2 separate regions of the Mus musculus genome follow, and region 2 is linked to region 1. Evidence: chromatin contacts called from ENCODE Hi-C or POLR2A ChIA-PET data. All regions are on one chromosome and are shown on one strand. The core of a region is the stretch at or near the end of the contact, and the rest is flanking DNA. Distances in the headings are between cores, read along the strand shown.

What was found. A loop is a pair of places that touch in the nucleus more often than their neighbours do. ChIA-PET counts read pairs that join two places held with the same protein, here RNA polymerase II (POLR2A).
Region 2: POLR2A ChIA-PET joins it to region 1 with 15 read pairs in embryonic stem cell. The contact joins two enhancer-like sites. A Hi-C loop is called at or near these places in 3 of 37 maps with a recorded cell type or tissue (T-helper 17 cell and left cerebral cortex). POLR2A ChIA-PET finds 5 or more read pairs at or near these places in 3 of 5 experiments (all embryonic stem cell).

What each region holds. Positions count from the first base shown.
Region 1 is chr15:74,584,776-74,591,558 of GRCm38, reverse strand. It overlaps Adgrb1 (adhesion G protein-coupled receptor B1), which reads right to left. Exons shown (of 31, transcript NM_174991.3): 28 at 4,102-4,802; 29 at 3,417-3,452; 30 at 3,148-3,255; 31 at 2,095-2,872. The coding sequence ends at 2,675. Among named protein-coding and RNA genes, the nearest start is that of Mroh4, 48 kb to the left of the region's middle. Within about 2 kb of position 2,943, at least 1 of the 3 ENCODE cell types and tissues checked has a DNase peak (open chromatin) inside an H3K27ac peak, as active enhancers do; it is left cerebral cortex, where a contact is called at or near this core.
Region 2 is chr15:74,655,148-74,661,930 of GRCm38, reverse strand. No RefSeq gene overlaps it. Among named protein-coding and RNA genes, the nearest start is that of Arc, 14 kb to the left of the region's middle. Within about 2 kb of position 2,361, at least 1 of the 3 ENCODE cell types and tissues checked has a DNase peak (open chromatin) inside an H3K27ac peak, as active enhancers do; it is left cerebral cortex, where a contact is called at or near this core.

The DNA.
Region 1 (6,783 bases), core at 1,694-4,193:
GAGTTCCTGTCCTGACTTCCTTTGGTGATGAACAGCAGTATAGAAGTATAAGCTGAATAAACCCTTTCCTCCCCAAACTTGCTTCTTGGTCATGATGTTTGTGCAGGAATAGAAACCCTGACTAAGACAGGTCATGGTGTCTGTTCATAGCAAGTAAAACCCTAACGAAGACAGATGGGATCATGACCCTGCTTGCCAGGTGTTAGAAGAACAGTACTCCAAAACACTGAGCCAGAGCAAAGAGACCTGACAGCAATCCATGGAAAGGCTCCTGTCCCTACAAGGGTTCTGGGCCAAGGCGACACTCGGTATGGACTCCCCTTTGGAATGTATATGGAGCCTGCTGGAGTGGGGCCCACTGGAGCAAGGCTCAGGGTGCTGATGAAGTACAGCCTTTGCTGGCCAGCTTCCTGTGCCAAAAGTAGATAGCAATTTCCGTTATGGGTCTCTCTAGGAGGAGGAAGAGGAGCCAGGACTCCTAGCACAAATATCCCTCCAGAGGGAGGGCCTGCAGTGGGGGTTGGCAGGGAGAGCTGCCTCTAGACACACACTGCATTTTACAGAGCTTTGACTCCAGCAGTTGAGTCTCTCCCTTCACATGGCCGGTATGAGGGGCTAGGGTACTCTATGCTGCTTTGTGTGTTGTTGCAGGTGGAGAGGACAGACAGGGACAGGCAGCTTACAGAGCTGGCTATGGATGCTTGGTCACTGCATGAAGACAGTATGAGGACAGTGGTAAGTCTGAGCAGGGTTCAGCCCTCAAGACCGAGACCTGGCCCACATTCACATGCTGCCTGCATAGGCAGAGTGCTGGGACCCCAGGGCTTTCTCTACCTGTACCAATAGACCCTCTCAGCTTCTTTCATTTTGTAATAGCCAGGGGTGAGGCCACTCAACTCATAGGAAGCTCTCCAGTCCTGGAAGGCAGAGCTTTTGTGCACAGACTGCAGGTGCATTATGATAGCGATTCTTCACGTGACCTGTGGTAGGCGCTGTGACGAGGCTTAGAAGCCTTCCATTGCGGGACATATGCACCCGTGCATACTTGGTTCACACTAGCCATGGCATGGTCTAGGCTGGGTCTTATTTTGTTGCCAAATCTCACCGAAGCATTGGTGGGGTGTTTGCTTTGTTGTTTGTAGTCTGTAGCTAGCTAGGGTCTATCCTGGGCTCTGCATGCCCTTCTCTGGCCATCTATGGACTTGTCCCTCCTCACTTACCATTCACCCACCCGTGTGTGTGCACCTAGGGGTGTGCCTGGCCATCACAGTTACCTGAGCTCACTGTGGTCACTATACCAACAAGCACTATCCCTAGCCTGTCTCTGCTGTGAAAAAGGATGCTGGGGAGGGGGTGGCATGTCAAAGACACAGTGAAGGAAGGAAGGGAGAAGATTTGGGTGAGGGTATAAAAGGAACCTATATGGGGCTGGACTCCTTTTCTAGCTCTTAGTACTTTGTTGGGGTTCTGTGGGCTTCACGTGTCCCTCAGGGCCAATGGTCTGCATCTGGATTCCAGTTCATACTGGGGTCTAAAGGGTTCTGCCTGCAGAGGTCCAGGCTTGTGCAGTCCCAGTGTTTGGGAAAGGAGGGACCTCCTCTCCTAGCTTCCCAACCAGACTCCTTGAGTGGCTTAGGCTGCCCCCTGCTGGAAGCTCTGGGAAATGCAAGAATGCTGAAGCTGGGGTTGCAGGCATCTGGTTGATTTGTTAGGTAGTCTGACCATAGGACCACCATGGTCTGGGGACAGGAAAAAGGGAACCAGTACTGGGCCTTACAAAGTAGTAGGGCAGGCCTGTTCAAGATGGGCCCAGGGGGGCTGCTAGAACCCAGCTACAACCCATATTTTGTTTCTTTTCTTTCACTATTTCAAGTTGTTTTACAATTGCTACCTGTTAACTCTGTCCTTCCCAGGTGACTCAGGGGTCCAATGAGTCAAATTAAGTCCCGCCTCAGAGGACCATATGGAGGGCAGGCACCCAGGGCAGGACAGGACAGGACAGGACAGGACAGGACAGGACAGGACAGGAGTTGCCTCCCTACCACTGAAATAGAACCATGCTGCTTCAGGAAAAAAAAAAAAGACTACAAAGCTGGGTTTTTAATTCTTTTTATTGAAGAAAAGAAAAGGAGAGAAAAAATAGATTCCCCACCCCGCTTCTTTCCAGAGTGATCTCAGTCCTGTCCCGGGGGGGCTGGGTCAGGACCATGCTCTCTGCCTGGGTCTGAGAGGGGCCCAGGGTCCTGGAAGGGAGTGGGGGGTCTGGCTGCTTCCCAAGGGGTAGGGGTGTCTAAAAATCGGAGCCAGGCTGGTGGGCCACAGGCAGTCCTCTGCAGTGGTGGCTGAAGTGGGCATCCTGGGGACGCTGGCCACACCAGGCCTGTCCGTGTTCACAGCAGCTCGCCTGCCTGCCTGCCCGGGCTTGCCCAAGGAGGGCTGAGTCTGAGGCACCATCTGGCCTCTGGATCCCTGTGCCCGCCGGCCATGCCACCTCCTGTCCTGTGTCTGGCTCTGGTCCCAGCACCGCGGGCCCTCTGCCTGGCCGCCTCTGAGCGCCCTGAGGCCGGGGCTGGACCCGGCCCGCCACCGCGAGCGCGTCTGTGCCCGTCCTATGGCGGAGCGGGCAGAGCAGCATCCCACCTCCTGGCCCGGTGTGGGGCCACGGCCCGCCCGCTCAGACCTCGGTCTGGAGGTCAATGATGTCCTGGCCAACCAGTGGGATGGTGGCACCCGCCTTCTCCCACTCTACGCTCCGCAGCTCCAGTGGAGACGGGGGCAGTGGCTCCAGCTCCTTTTTTACCCAGGCAGGCGTCCCGTGGGGCTTGCGGAGGCTCTCCCAGGCCCTCTTGTTGGGAGTCTGCTGCTTCTCTGGCTACTCAAGGCCAGCGGTGTAGTCGGAGCAGAGGAGGAAGAGAGAGAAGGGCTCTTAGGAAGGGATTCCCAGAGAGAACAGCAACCCACGCATCCCACAGCCCGAATCCAGGCAGTAGCTGCAGTTTCCATGATGGGGTCAGTGCTGTGGGGAAGGACACTCTGGAACCTGCCAGACAGAGCCAGGCTCAGGATCCTCCTGCCCTGCCCTTTGCACATCTGAGAAGGGACAGCTAGCCCAGGGAATGTGACTGGAGCAGAGCCCGTGCTTCTGACCTTGCTGTCTGCGCCTGGCACCTCCTTCTCCTTCTCAGCCGCATGCTGCAGCTTCCGGTTCAGGTCCTGGAACATGTCTTGGTGTCGCTTCCGTGTGTGCATGATCTTCTGTGGGTTGGGGCCAGGAGTCCTGAGCCCGGATGGGCATCCACAGCCACCCCTTCGTCCCACCTGCTGTTGGCCCCTGCCTTGAGCCCCTCTCCAATTCCCATTGCTGAAATGGCCCTAGTACCCAGCCTCTCTGGTCAGAGAGAGGCCCCTGCACTTACCTCAAAGTCCAGTTCTGCATACCGTGATTTCCGCCGCTGCAGGAGAAAGGGGTTGTGTGCATGGGCAATGTGTTCCCTAAAACTTCCTAGACCACAAGTCCAGGCCCTCTGGCCCAACAACTGGGGAGACACCAGCCTGCCTTCAGGGGACATGCTGAGGGTGCACCAAGTACCCAGGTTGCCTGTTCCCTAGGGACCAGCCCCAGCTCTGGGTTTGGAGGGGCTGCTGAGACTGAAGGGAAACCCTTGACAATGATGGAATAAGGATGGGGTCTCTGTGAGCAGTGAGGACTCCCACCCCTGCTCCAGGCCTGTTTGCCCTTGCTCTCCCTCTGCAGTGTCGAGCTCAGGCAGGCCACACAGGTCACATGGTTGGACCCCCAACAGTGAACTCAGTGCTGGCTGCACCTAACAGGTAGAAGGCTAGATGGTGGCACATCCTAGTGTGGGGCAGGGGCTCCCTAAGGGTGCCATCCTAGCCTCTGCCCCTTGTCCTAAAGGCTGAATAAAGTACGGGGGGAATACAAAGCACTAGGCTAACCACAGACTGTTGTGTGAAAAGATCCTGTCCCTGGGCTAGCCTTACCCACTTCTGACATACCCAGAGCCCACAGGGCAGGGAAGTACCAGCCCTTGGCTGGGGTTCCACCCATCTCTGCCTTGGCAGACTCTAAACCATTCTCACCTCCAGAGAGCTCACTGACAAGGTGGCCACGTTCTCATTCTTGGCCCCAGCACCTGAACTGGGTCCCGGGTGGGCCGCAGGCTCCCCCGTGTCCCCCAGGCTGGGAGGTGCAGGCTCCAGGGTGGGTGGTGGGGGTATGGGCTGTTGGGGTGGAGGGGGTGGTGGAGGTGGCGGTGGTGGGGGCTGGACAGGGGGCACCTCAGGGGGTGCACCACCTGGGGGCTCACGGGCAGGTGGGCTTCGGGTAGGGAAGCTGGCATCAGGTGCCATGCTAAGGTGGATGAGGCGGGTTTGGGGCATCTGGTCAATGTTGATGCTGTATTTGGGTTCCTCCTTGGGTTTGGGCCGGAGTGTGGCCGTGGCCGTGGGCAGGATCACGTAGCTCGTGTCCAGAGCCTTCTCCTGGGCTCGGCTCAGCTCGGAGTCCAGTTTCTTAAAGATGTCCCCATCGCCAATAAAAGAGGACTTGGGGGCCTTGTCCTTTTTGAGGGTGAGTGAGTGATTAGGGAAGTCAGGCAGTGGCCCACCAGGATAGCGGGGTGAACCGTGCAGGTGCAGCTTGGACACATTAGCTGGCAGGCTGTTGAAGGTGGGGGGTGGGCCCTTGGCCAGCTTCATCTTCTCCTCTTCAGGCAGTGATGGTCGCTTGAAGGTACCTGTGATAGTTGCTGTGCGGCAGGCTGCAATGTCTTTGTTCAGCACTAGTGGGGGAGCATCGGAAAAGACAGTAGATAGGAAAAGGGGATCAGAGGGGTAAGGATGGTCTGCAGCAGCAAAGGCTCACGCCAGCCAGCACTGCTGCCACCCTGGTCTCCACCCACAGCAGCCCCGACATCCACTCCAGGTTCAGGGGGCACATGGGCAGCTAAAGCTCCTTTGTCTTTTCTAATGAGGCTGGTCCACAGGGGTTTCTGTCTGCCTCCCAAGACAACCAACCAGACAGACAGTCGCTCATACAAAGCAATTCCGAAAGTCAGGTGAGGGCGCCCCCTGCTGGAAAGCACACAGTGAGGTACTTCCAGGCTGAAAGAACAGCCCCTTCTAGTGAGCTCCCTACCCCACTGCCCTCCAGGACTTCTGCAGCACAAGAGCCCTTAGAGGAGGGGAGAATGTGCTTGGCATAGGCACATCAGCTCCAAGGACCATGGGACCTAGCACAGCAGGTTAATCTCTCTGAAGCACTCTCCTGTCTTAACTTCCCTTGTATCTTCATAAAGACCCCTTTCCTGAAGTGTTCACCCTGCTACCTCTCTTGTGGTATGTCTGGCATCTGGCCTGGACTCCAGCTCACCAAACATCCCATCTGTCACTTGCCCATCAACCCAGCCCCACTAGCCAGTAGAGTACCTGATTAGTTCTCACCCAAGGCAGTTGTCCACCCTGCCCTTCCTGGGTGCTCTTTCCAGAGCAGGGTCACACTCTCTTCTTAGGAAGCCTGGCCCAGGTCTGCATACTGCTTGTTCTGATCACACCTGGTCCACCTAACCTTGGGGCTCACCAGCATCTCTTGCCATCTTATCAACTATGATCACCCACAACATTCTAGCTTCCCGGGCAGAAGGTCCCTCACCCTCCCAGCTCACCTCCAATGACATTTGGCTCTTCTATACTATCACCCAGTATGGCAGCTTGAATAAGAACAACCCCATAGGCTAATATATCTGAATTCTTAGTCTTCGGGGAGTAGCATTTTTTGAAAGGGTTTAGGAGGCATGGTCTTGATGGAGGAAGTGTGTCACTAGGGATAGGCTTTGAGGTTTCAGAGCCTATCTCAGGTCCAGTGTGGATTGTGGTGTAGTTCTCGACTACTGCTTGTGTGCTGCAATGCTCCCCACCATGATGATGAACTAAAACGCTGAAACTCTAAGCAGGCCCCCAGCTAAATGCTTTCCTTTCTAAGAGCTGCCTTGGTCATGGTGTCTTCACAGCAATAGAACAGTGACTAAGTCACCCAGCACTGTCGTCCTCCAGCCCTTCCCCAGTACCCCAGCAGTGAACTAGCCACCTTTCCTATCAATTTGTATGCAGCTCTCCAAGGATCAACATCATCTCAAGGACGACCTCCTTGGCCTGCACACAGCTCAGCCCAACCCCTCCCAATAGGGACTCTGCCCCACCATGGACATCTATACACAGACACCCATTGTGTGCCCACCAGCCACATTCAGCCCATAACATCACGAGGCACAGCTGGGCATAGGGAGCACAGAGTACAGCATTACGGCTGGGTCAGCACCCAACCCCTAGTGCCTGGGTCATCTCTTGGGTAGGCTATGGAGCTAGATCTTTGAAGACTAAGAAAGGATTTTTCTGCCCCATGTTAAAGTCACCTCCTCCAGGAGTCTCACCCAGGAAGCAGTTGACAATCCCCAGTTGGGAACCAGGCTTTGCAAAGCCAGATTGACCCCACCACAGTCAGAGACTGTCGGCCATCGCCCTAGCCCCTGGTTCACAGGCACTATGGCTTGACGTTGGGAACGTGGGGGAGACACAGAGTTCCCTTCTTGACTGTGCTTCCAGGAAGCTCAGCATTAGCAGAGTGTGCACCAGGAGCAGTTCCTTCCCCTTTCGTTCTTCCTGCCTCCACAGTTCTTCCTGCCTCCACAGAGGTCTCCCGTTCTCAAAGCGCACCCCGCCCCTACCCCAGTTTAACAACAAAGAAACAAAGACACACAGAACACG
Region 2 (6,783 bases), core at 1,112-3,611, 71 kb before region 1:
TCACATTGCCCTCACTTGATACAGGCCAGCAGAGCCTCCCAAGAGGTTTTGACACCTCCTGGCAAGGGAGGTTGGAGGCTTTGGAGATGGTTGGTCCCCATTTCTTTCCCTAGTCATGGAAATAGACTTGGTTTCTAGGAGCCAAGCACTGATTCTGGAATGGTACAAGGGGCTGGGGGGTTCACCCAGACCTTTGCATGTCTTGGAGTCCCATCCATGGTAAGGGAAGCCTTGTGGCTCTCATTACACCCAGAACCTGTGAAGCAGCCTCATTGGGATTTACTCTCTCTCTAGACCCCTTGCCGCACAGGGCTTTCCTATAAGAGCAGATGGGGTGTGGGCTGGGGATTCTTTGTGTCTCCCTTGGGCTGCCTGTAGGCATGGGTGGGCGGAGGACCCTAGATGAAGCAAGGTTCCTAGCTACAGGAGGGAAGTAATTAGCCAGAAGCCAGCTCCTACCTGTGCCTCTAGTTTCTGCTCGGGGCCACAAGACCTCATGTCTGCCTTGTGTGAGGTTGTTGGGCCACAGTCTCCCTTGCTCTAGAGCCTATTGCCCCTTCTGGGAAGCAGCTGGAATGGTTCTTCCACTGGCGCCTGAGATCTTGGGCTGGAATGCCAGCGGCTGTGCTCGACATGCCTTGCTTTACTGTCCTCTGCCCAATCCTGAAATCTCTGCAGATTTGGTGTGGGCTTCTTCCTTCAGGAGACCTTTCTAGCCCAGGCAAGCCCTCACTGTCACAGCCTACCTTTGCACTGAGGGCCAGATCAACCGGCCAAACCCACAGTCATGGTTATCTATGTTACACGACCTTGCCACTGTGACCACTGCCCTTCCTCCACTTGGCAAGGCCTCTGGTCCACCAGTCAGCCCTGTGGTGAGCAGACTCTGAATGTCATCACCTTCTTGTCAGTTTACCCCAGCAGCGACAAACAGCCTTGTTGTTGATCTTGAGATGAAGGTGGGTCTAGTGTCCTCACAAGGTACCAGAGGGAGACAGATGGAGAGCTGAGAGGAGGGCAGACAATGGTCAGAACGATCCCAGCAAAGACTCACTGCTGTGGCTGCCTTCACTGCTGTGGCTGCCTTCAAAGGCCAGAGGCATGCCGAGAGCCCTGAGTTGTGGTAGTCCTAGAGCCTGCCCAAGGCTATCCACAGCACATTCTAAACAATAGCCGTGACACCCAGGGATGATCTCTGGCCCATAGAACTGTGAGACAAATATTATTTCTGCCTCAGCCTCAGTAGAGTAGAGCAGGCCCTTCTCCCTCTTCACTGTGGCCACAAAGCCCCTCAGTGTCCTTACCTGTCAATAAGGCCATGATGGTGTCAGGTCCTGTGACTGCTGCTGCTGGGCTGACATACAGGTCAGAGAGAGGCATCGCGCATGTGGACAGCACTTCGTGGACTGCCTTGGGGAGATGTTAGAGAGCACTGGCTATGGCTGTTCTGGAGCATACTGGACAGCAAGGGACACCACTTGTGTCCTATTTAGAGTGAGCCCCAGGACACAGCTGGGATCCCAGAGACTGGTCACATGCCCTGAACCTGGGGGTTTGGGTCTGCAAGAGCGGCACATGAGCCTGCAATAGGAAGGAGACAGGACAGAGCTGCTTATCAGACTGCAGCCTCAGTGATGGAAGCTGATCTCTTGGCTGCTCCCAGCTGCTCAGTTTTGAAGCTGTTGCTCTTTATTTACCTTCTCTGTGTCTCCACCTCTGCCCCTCCCCCACCCTCTAAGGCATTGCTATGGGAACCAAGCGAGAGTAACCACAGTATTCCTGTTGGATAGGCTTCAGACCCTGGCAGGTGTGTGTGTGTGTGTGTGTGTGTGTGTGTGTGTGTGTGTGCACATGTGTGCATTTATACATAGATTGGGAGATTTGGGTTGAAGAAAGGTCCCTGGGAGATCTGTGATTGGAATCATTGGAAGGAGGAATTAGAAATCTCTTGTAAAACATGCATCATTCCCCAGCCAGGATACAAGACCTCACTGTCACCCTCCCTCTCAGACACTCCTCACCATCCTGGGTCCTGGTCACAGACACTTCAGCTCCGGCACTATCTGCCCTACGACTAACCTTGAACTCAGGAATGGACCAGCAAAGCAGAGGGAGGTGCATGTGACCTGACTTGGGACCGCAAGGACGGTTCCTGTGGATCCTCCTGCTCTATGTTGTTCCCCATCTCACAATGCTTGCTCTCGCCCCCTCCCCTCTCTCCTACAGTCTGTGGCCACCTACAGGTGAGTGTAGGGGACCTGGACAGCCAGCACTTTGTGTATGCCTGGAGCAATTCTCCCGCTAACAGCGGCCTACGCCTGTCACTGCTTCCACCCACAGGGAGCTGGGAAGCTCCAAGCCTGGAGTCCCAAAGAGCTGTGTAGGCTGAAGGAGAGCCTCAGGGCTGGGCTTTAAGGCTGCAATCTTCCTTCCCCTGCCTCCCCCAGCTTGGCCAGCTCCAGGGACCACAGACTGTTCCGAGGAAGCTTTCTTCTACCTAAGAATCTTGAGCTCATCAAACTGAGTTCCCAGGGCCAAGCCCAACCTCCTCAGACAGAGCCCCAGGGCAGGTAGGCCAGCAGATAAGCCCAGACAGTCCCTCTTTTCTCTGCTCTCACTGGCCACGGGACTCATCTGGTTAATCTCTGAAATACTTCATACATGGGGAGATATTTTGGACATACTGGGCTATAAAATTACTTTCACTATTCTCATTTCTACCCTGGCTAACAGAAAAATGCTATGTCATGGTGGTAACGCACTGTGCAGCTCTGTCCGTGGTGCTGAGCGGGGTTTTGCTGGCATCCTTATCCAGAAACTGAGCTGGGGCCATAAAGGGGAGCTTTCCTGCGCAATACAAGGGCTGGGAATAACATGGGTGAACCTCAGTGGATGAGGTCCAGGCTTCTCTTCTAGACTCCCTGGGGTTCTGGTGTACTGAGTGGCTCTAGGCGGATGGAATGTTCCACAGGCTCTTATCATGAGCCTCTTCTGCCAGAAATATGGATGGACACATATTGGTCAACAAAGTAGAATTTATTGAATAAGAGTAAATTTTCAGGCTATGTTTGTTTTGTTGACTGTAATTTGCCAAGTAGTCCTGGTTTCCTTTGATGGTTGGTGAAAGCAAACAGGTTCTTTTATTCTCATTAACTCCCAGGTCATACATCAGACTGTGAAACACACACATGTACACATGCATGTACACATGCTACACAGTGACAAGGTTTTATAAAGCCTAAAGCAGTGTTTAAGGAGTTTAAAGATGCCTTGTTGGAGGCAGAGGAAGAGAGCTGATGGAGATGAAGTTGCTAATCCCAAAGATGGGAAGAGAAAGACTACCGACTCAAATTATCATGGGCAAATTAAAGCAAGCAAGTAAGCAAGCAATTAATTCAAGCAAAACTTTTAAATTCATGTCCACTGGTTGCCTCTCCCCAAAGCAGGGTTCAAGAGGTCAGCCTTGGATGTGATTCAGAAGAAAGGGTTTTTATAGCTCAGGGGTAGGAGGTTTCCAAATAGGGGATTTGTTGAGCAAAACAGGTACAGGGTTACAGGAGCAGAACAAGTTAGCCATAACGACCTCCTGAAACAAAACAACATGATTGCAAGGTTGTTGTAACAGGTAGTTATAACAAGGCAGCATTAACAACCCTTTTGAAACAAAGATATGGTTGAAAGATGGATGTTAAGTTCTGAAACAAAGACATGACTGCCATTCCTGCAGCCAGCAGTACAGAGCCATTGGTAGTAAGGTTACAGGTGTAGCAAAGCCTAACCCTGGAGAAACAGAGGTTTGCCATAAGCAGGAATGAACCTACAAAGATGGCTTTTAAGCCTATGAAGGTTCTACACAGTCTCGAGTGGGTTAAGAAAGATGTTAGGAACCCAGATGGTGAACTACAGAGAACTCAGAGCCAAGTGGCAGAGGCAGGCCCTGCAGAACTTCAGAGGTTCAGGGCTATAGAAATGAGGAGCAAGGCATAAGGCGAGGCCTGGATGGATGGACAGCATGTGGAGAGGGTATTGTCAAGCACTGTCCTGGGAATAGTCCAGAATTCTCTGCCTCGTTGGTCTCTCGAGGCCCACACTCGATGGTCAGGTGACCATAGCCACCACAGTATTAGTTATTCTCCTGGGATTTGAAGACCTCAGTGTTCATGTGCCTGACTTAAAATGTCAAGAGGATTCAGTGATGGTCATGATTGTCTGGTATCCCAAGCAACCTCACCAAAGGAGGGACATTCCTTCCATCGTAATCAGTCCAGCCGACTTCCAGTTCCAGTCTGCCCCTCTTTATTCTCTTTGGAGACTAGGGAGAGTAAGGGATCAGTCTTTGGAGATTAAAAGCTCTCACCTCATACAGCTAAATTAAGAATTAAGGCTCGAGGCATGCACTGTCCTTAGTGTAGCTGTCACCTATTTACGGGATTTTCCAGAGACTCGTTATGTCTGATGGTCCCTGGGAATAAGGATATTTGTCTAGTTTCCTCTTTTCCTCCTCCCTCCTCTTCCTTTTTTCTTCTTCTTTATTTTATTTTACTTTTTATTTTATTTTGAGACAAGGTTTCTTTGTAGCCTTGGCTGTCCTGGAACTCAAGCAGAAGACTAGCCTGGCGTCAAACTCAGAGATCCGCCAGCTTCTGTTTCCCTAGTGCTGTGATTAAAGGCATGCTCTACCACTGCCCACCTGACAAGTGTTTCATGAGCTTCGGACTGATCGTAAGTCATATCCACATTAACTTTTTAAGACATAAAATATAAATATTAAACATAAAACAATAAATCACATACCATGTGCTAAATACTGGGGAGCAGACAGAAGACAGCTGACAAAAGTTACTTACTTGGGAGTATGGACAAGAATTCCAGAAGAGAAGCTATGTCTGCAAAGACTGGTTAAGACTGTAGTTGGGACTAAAGAGAGAGCCCAGTGGTGAAGAGCACTGACTGCTCTTCCAAAGGATCAGGGTTTCTCTGTGTAGGTGTGCCTGTCCTGGAACTCACACTGTAGACCAGGCTGGCCTCAACCTCAGACATCTGCCTGCCTCTGCCTCCCAAGTGCTGGGATTTAAGGTGTGCTCCACCAGGCCTGGTCTAGCTTGCTTTCTAGTGCTAGGATAAACACCATGACAAAAAGCAACTTGGGAGAGCAAAGGGCTTCTTTTACCTTTACAGCTTAAGAGTCCATCAGTGCAGAAAGTCAAGGCAGGAACCCGGAGACAGAAACACAGAGGCCATGGATAAAGGCTTCTTACTGGCTTTCTTCTGAGGCTTAGTTGATTTTTTTTTTTAAACACAACTCAGGACCACATGCTGAGAGGCAGCATTGCCTACAGTAGGCTGGGCCCTCACACATCAGTCAGCAATAAGGCCCCACAGATTTGCCTAGAGGCCAATATAATGGAGCCATTTCCTCAATTCGGGCTCCCTCTTTCCATACATCTCTAGCTTGACAGTGGAAATTAACCAGCACAGCATCTCTTTTCCCTAACTGACATTTCTTTTTCAGACAAAATCTTGCTCCCTTTCTGGGAGCAATCCAATAGCAAATCTAATGTTTTGAGGCATGGTACTATCAGAGATATTGGAGGAACTATAGGGGGTTAGGGACCCGGGGCCTGCGGGTAGGAGCCTCCTGGGTAGAAAAAGAAGGAAAGCAGATAGGAGCAGAGCCTCGATAGCTCTGGAGGCCCTACTACTCGGCTTGGCCTTTTCCTGCACTAGCTGCTCCCTGTTAGAGGCTGGAGCTGCCACGCCAGATAGGCTCACTAGGGAATGTGGGTGGGGAAGGACAATTTCTACCCAGGACTTCTCTGTCTTTCTTCCTCCATCACTGCAAATGGGACAAAATAATCCCAGGATTCTTTAGATATTTCTACTGGGCTGCCTGACAAGCACTGGATTCCCCACACCCCAAGCAAAGGAGTCTGTTGGGTTTGTTGTTGTTCTTTGTTTTGTCTTTCTTTTTTTTTTTTTTTCCAAAGAGCCTGGTTTCAAGGCCTCCCTGGGGGACAATGAGAAATAGCCACCTGTTTTATTAGGATTTTTAGTGCTGTGGTAAAACATCCTGACCATAAACAATTGGAAGAGGAAAGGATGTATTTTACCTTACAACTTCCAGGTCACACTCCTTTATTGAGGGAAGTCAGGACAGGAACTCAAACAGGACAGGAACCTAGAAGCAGGAGCTGATGCAAAGACCATGGGGGAGTGCTTCTTATTAGCTTATACCTCCAGGCTTGTTCAGTGTGCTTTCCTATAGCATCCAAGACCAATATCCCAGGGGTGGCAGTGCTCCCAAGGAACAAGGTCCTTCCACATCAATTAAAATTAAAAAAATACACTACAGATTTGTCTTCAGGCCAGCCTCGCTCTCTCTTCCCAAACAACTCTAGACAGTGTCCAGTTAACTTAAAAACTAGGTGGCATAATGATGTATTAATATCAAACAATATTAATATATGTATTTTGGGCAGTAAACCAAACAGCAGACCAGGCCAAGGTAGTTCCATGTGAGAGAGGTTTATTATGCAGAATTAGAGGGGTGGCGAAGTGGGTAGACGGGCAGAGAAGAGGAAAAAGAGGAGGGGAGAGAGAGAAGAAAGAGAAGAAAAAGAGAAAGAGGAGGGGGAGATCTCTTAATTTATACAGAAAATGACGTCACACCAGTGAGGGTGGGAAGTGAGCCAAGTGGGTTGTGGGATTGAGGGTTGTTGGCCTGGCAATGCAGGTCAAGGGTCATATTGTTAGGCCGCGGTTTGGAGTATGCTGGTACTAACA